2 separate regions of the Homo sapiens genome follow, and region 1 is linked to region 2. Evidence: chromatin contacts called from ENCODE Hi-C data. All regions are on one chromosome and are shown on one strand. The core of a region is the stretch at or near the end of the contact, and the rest is flanking DNA. Distances in the headings are between cores, read along the strand shown.

What was found. A loop is a pair of places that touch in the nucleus more often than their neighbours do. Pooled maps may share reads with other maps.
Region 1: a loop to region 2 is called in a pooled map, with 4 times the contacts of the local background. The contact joins the promoter of TMEM184B here to the promoter of CBX6 in region 2. A Hi-C loop is called at or near these places in 5 of 50 pooled maps.

Annotation. Positions count from the first base shown.
Region 1 is chr22:38,271,621-38,274,320 of GRCh38, reverse strand. It overlaps TMEM184B (transmembrane protein 184B), which reads left to right and starts at 1,311. Exons shown (of 9, transcript NM_012264.5): 1 at 1,311-1,437. RefSeq lists a silencer at 1,159-1,788 and an enhancer at 1,851-2,560.
Region 2 is chr22:38,870,959-38,873,658 of GRCh38, reverse strand. CBX6 (chromobox 6) reads left to right here and starts at 1,443. Exons shown (of 5, transcript NM_014292.5): 1 at 1,443-1,537; 2 at 1,714-1,757; 3 at 1,902-1,967; 4 at 2,113-2,179. The coding sequence starts at 1,469. RefSeq lists enhancers at 1-300, 137-686, 687-1,237 and silencers at 1,232-1,491, 1,522-1,671, 1,772-1,821.

The DNA.
Region 1 (2,700 bases), core at 62-2,561, 600 kb after region 2:
AGGCGGATCACAAGGTCAGGAGATCAAGACCATCCTGGCTAACGCGGTGAAACCCCGTCTCTACTAAAAATACAAAAAATTAGCTGGGCATGGTGGCGGGCGCCTGTAGTCCCAGCTACTCGGGAGGCTGAGGCAGGAGAATGGCGTGAACCCGGGAGGCGGAGCTTGCAGTGAGCCGAGATCGCGCCACTGCACTCCAGCCTGGGCAACTTTGAGACAAAGAGCGAGACTTTGTCTCAAAAAGAAAAAAGAGAAAAAAAAAAAAGGATCTCCCTCACCCCTGAATTGATAGAATGGATCAGAGGGCAAGGCTGGAACAAGGGAGAGGGGTTAGCAGAACTCTGCAATAATCCTGTGCAAATACTGGACCAGGGTGGTAGCACTGGAGGAGGAGTGGCAGACATCTGAGTCTAGATCTATTTTGCAGGTAGAGCCAACAGGATCTCCTGCCTGCCTTATTGGGTAGCGGGCAGAAGGGGGGCATTCATTCACAGCTGACTCCGAGTTCTGGCCTGGGGACTGGAAGGATGGAATTGTCAACAGCTGATGGAGGCAAAGCTGAGAGGGAGCAGGTTTTTGTGTGTGGAAGTGGGGTTGGCTCAGCTCAGACACGCTGACTTTGAGATGCCTGCTGGAGCTCCAAGGAAGAGGTGTTGGGTAGACAGTTCAGGCGAGGAGTCTGGAGACATAAATACATTTGGGGATCTTGAGCACATCAATGCCAGAACTTAATTGCATTTTATCTTGTTCAGTTAACCTAGGTGATGTCTGGACCGGCAAACAGAAATGGACTAGGCGGCTTGAACCCTATCTGAAGACTTTTGCTAGTTCGGCAGCCTAGAGCCAGACGGGGCAAGAAAGAATCGCTGCTAAGCGGAGTGGGAAAAAAAGGCCTCTTTCAGTGCTTTGCCATTTCATCTGGCCTAATTGCACACAACACTCGGTCCACGTTCATTCCACAATTCCACACGCATCCTTCACTCAACAAATAGCCATTGTATTTCGTTTCATCTTCAAAACAGGCTCAAATGGAGGAAATTAGGGTTAAAAGAAGTGAAGCACCAGCGAGGGTCAGGGGCAGAGATCGCAGCCCAGAAAGCTCTCGCGGTTGGGGGCCGGTCGTAGCTGGTTTTGTGAGTGGCAAGAGAACCCGGGTCGCGCCCCAACCCGCGGGGCGGCGGGCTGGGGTTCGGGGCGGCGGGCTGGGGTTCGGGGCGCGGCCCCTTTAAGGCCCAGGCAGTGATCTCAGCCGCGTCCGCCGCCCCGCCCTCCCCGGCGGCGAGCCCAGAGCGCATGCGCGCCGCGGCTGCACTCCACTGGGCCCGGGACGCGCCGGCGGCGGCGGAGACTCCGGGGCTGCGGCGCCGCCCGCCCCGCCCGCAGAGTCCGGCTGCCGCGCATCGTCCGCAGACGCCGCCACCGCCATGGGCTCCTGAGGTATCCCGCCTGGCCGGCCTCGCCCGGGAGCCCCAAGGGGGAGCTGCGACTCCCGAGCGCGGGGGGCTGCTTGTTTCGGAGAGGCCCGCGCGAGGGACGCCCGGCTTCGGCCGCCGGCTCCCGGGCGGGGAGGGCACTACGGAGGCCGGTGCGGCCGCGGAGGGAGGGGGCATCCGTCTCCCCACCCGTGCCTCCTCTCCGCCCCGCGAGGTCGCCCGTGGGTGTGCCCGCTCCCTTTCCACGCCAACGTGGCGGGGGCAGCTCCTGGAGTGTAATCGGACCTGTCCGGGGGGCGGCCCCGGGAGAGGGAGGCGGATGGACCAAGGCGCTTTGCAAGAGGGATTGTGTGCTCCCGGGTGGGTGTGCTGGCGACTGGCACGGCCGAGTGAGTGGGGGAGGCGTCCGTGCCCTGTGCGGGTGGCAGTGACCTGGGAGGGTGGTCGGCGGGGGGCTTTCGGGGCTGCGTCGTGAGTGGAGGGTGTACACGCCCGCCACACAGGTCCGCAGGTTTGGAAGGGGATCGACTGGGACCTGGGGCTCGAAAGATGTTTGCCCCCAAAGGGACCGTGGAGACTGGTTTTGGGTGTCTGTATCCTTCCCGTGAATTGTACATTTCCTCCTGGGCACACCCTTGGTACCTCGCTTGGATCCACTTACCTCCAGTGCTGGGTGGCTCCAGGCCAAGGCAAGGCAGTTATGCTGGGGGTTGGGCATGGATTCCCAATACATATCCCCTCTGGAGGTGTTGTATAAGGCCAGACGTTTTACTCCTCCCTCCTTTCCAGGGCATTTTGGGGCAAAGCAGGTATTTGCATGCCTGATACCTGTGGTGAGGTGAAGGCCATGTATTATTTATCTGACTGCTGGTGCTTTTGTAAGGAAAGAAGCAGCAATCTGTGCCCTGGAGGCCCTGCGCTGCAGAGTCAGCCAGGCAAACAAGCTCACCTGCACCTGCAGAGGCAGCGCAGGTCTCAGAGGTGTGACTTCGTTGACAGGTTATGCCTACAGTGTCCCTTTCCATCTACCTATTTAGCTTCCTTGGTAGAACCCCTAGGCTCTGCACCTCTGAACCTTGCCTAGGGTGCTGTGCGTATCAGAGTTGGGACCTGGGACGCTGGGGTGGGAGAGCCCCAGCAGCCAGGTATGTGTGCCCACCTGGACAGAAACATTTGATGCCCAAGCCATCAAGGAGCTCTCAAGCATGGGGGAATCAGATTTGGAAACAGGTGATCACGATGATGTGAAAAATACCAAACAAAGGAG
Region 2 (2,700 bases), core at 194-2,693:
ATCCCCATTCCTCCCCACCCCATCTCAGCCCCAAGGTGGTCACTGGAAGGATGGTGAAATCTGTATTTAATGACACTGAAAGATGTCCACTTTATAGCATTAAGGGAGAAAAGCAGATTCCAGAACAGTGTGAATAGCGTGATCCCATTTTGTTAAAAAATTAAATCTACAGACAATGTGTATGTGTATGTATATACATACATACATAGGTGTACGTGAGTTTATGTACGCATAGAGCAGAGGCTGGAAGATTGGTGAAGATGTTAACAATGGTTTTATGGGGGTTATGGACAGTTGTTTTATCTGTATTTTTAAAATTGTTTTACAAAGAACAAGACTACTAACATAATGGGAAATAAAGTTCAAGTAATTTCAACATTTAAAAAGTGGAGCGTTTTGCGCGGCAGGGCTATTTTTTGTGTGTCCGTTCCTGGACAGCCCCAGCTCGATCCCCCGCCCCTCCTCAAGTGGGAAGCTGGGATCTGGGCTCCCCAGAGCAATGGCGGAAGCTTCGCGCAGCTGCGGGCGGGGAGAGGGACGCGGCCAGGTCGGGGGGCCGGGAGGGGTGCTGGGAATCGGAAAACACAGATATGACCGCGAAGGCGGTTTCTGCCGAATGACCAGATGATGACCCGCTGTGGGCCCAAGGCGGAGTGCGGGGAGCCCGTTCCTGCCCGCGGTCCCTCTCCCTCCCCCACTGCCACACCGGCCCCGCCGAATCCTCCCCGGTCTCCTGGGCGAGGACAGGTGCCGCCCGAGACCCCGGCCGCAGACAGATGCCCACGGTCACTCCGGCCTTCCTCGGCCCCATTCGCCGCACACCCCCTTCCTGCGGTGGCGTTTTTGTTTTAACTCTTCTGAACTGGTTACAAAACCACCCTCCCACGAATACATAAATAATGGGTGGGGGGCGATGTTTTAAAGAAATTCCCGCAAGGCCTGGCAAGGCAACAGCAACTGCATTTCTGCTGCATCATATTTAACTGTTTGCAGGCTGCTGCGGGAGATGCGCGGTGGCGGCGAGACTCGGGCTCCACAGCCCTTCTCCGCCCGGGGCCTGGCGAGACTCGCGTGGGGATTAAGAGGCAAGGAGAGGGTGTCAGCGATCGGGCGCCGGCAAGATGTGAGGGGGGGTGATAAGCGTAAGGCCGCAGCGTGCCCACAAGCCGGGCACCCATCGGGTCGGCCGGCAATTGCTCCCTCCGCCCGCGCGGCCCCTTTAAGAGCCAGCGCGCGCCCCCGCCCCGCGAGCGCCGACTTTCCCTAGCAACCGCCCCGGGGGAGGGGGAGGTCCTGGCAACCGCGCGCCAGCCGCGAGGATCACGTGACGGCCCGCAGCTGGAACGCGAGCGCGCGCCCCGCCGCGCTCCCGCCCGCCGGGGCCTGGGCGCTGCGGCGCGTGCGCGAGCGGTGCCGCACCGGCCGCGGGCGCAGGGAGTATTATGGGCTGTGGGTGCCGCTGAGCAAGATGGAGCTGTCTGCAGTGGGCGAGCGGGTCTTCGCGGCCGAATCCATCATCAAACGGCGGATCCGAAAGGTGAGCCGCCGCCCGGGGCGGGCCGCCGCTGTCCGCAGCCGGGGCCGGGGCCGGGGGCCCTCGGGGCGAAGCGGTCCCGCTAGCCCGGCTCCCTCGCCCAGCCCCGCGCCGCCGCCTCCTCGCGTCCCCGCATCCTCCCCACCCCCACCCCCGTTTTTCTCCCCTCTGTTTTTCAGGGACGCATCGAGTACCTGGTGAAATGGAAGGGGTGGGCGATCAAGTGAGTGTCGCGGGGTCCGGGGGCGTCGCGGGAGGGGAGGCAGCGGGCACCGGGGCCTGGGGTGGGGGTGCGCGCTCTTGCTCTCGCCGCGTGCCTGTCCCTCTCTGGTCTTCATCCTGATTTTGTGCGTTTGTGACTCGGCAGGTACAGCACTTGGGAGCCCGAGGAGAACATCCTGGACTCGCGGCTCATTGCAGCCTTCGAACAAAAGTGAGTTGTTGGGGAAGCTGGCAGGGGCTGCGAGGCCGAGGCTCGGCTGGGGCGCCGCGCGGGGAAGCGGGAGAGCCGGGGAGGGCAGCGCGGAGTGGGGCCCGGGAAGGGGCTCTTTTTAACCTCTGGTGTTTTTCGGCCGCAGGGAGAGGGAGCGTGAGCTGTATGGGCCCAAGAAGAGGGGACCCAAACCCAAAACTTTCCTCCTGAAGGTAACCTGGCCCAGCCCCAGCAGCATCCCCCTCTCGGGCCCCCAGCCCCGGCACAGCACGGGGCCTGGAAGGGAGGGACAGATACGCGGCCGCCCAAGCGGGCCGGCCTTTTCAGAGGGGCCCCAGCTGGGCAGGGGGTGGTTGTGAGCCCCCCCAGAAGCCCCTGATGGCAGGCCTCAGCCAGCATCAGCTTCAACAAGAGGGTTTTGGGACTGGGGATAATCCTCCCTGTTGAAACCAGGGGCTGGGGATGCCTTTAGGGCTCCAGGAAAGGGGGTGGCTGAGGCAGGTGGGGGATGCCCATGGGAAGGGGGCATTTGTTTGAGCTGTTATGACTGTGCTGGGAGTTGGAACCCAGGGGGAGAGTGAGTGGGGTCCCACCTCCTGGCAGGGCACAAGGAGAGGATTTGGGGGACCACCTGCCTCCCTGCCCCCAGCTTCCCCCGTTCAGTCTTTCAGGATTTGTTCTTCATGGCTCCCCTCCTTTCTTGGGGATCCAACTTGAATTTGACCTCAAATCA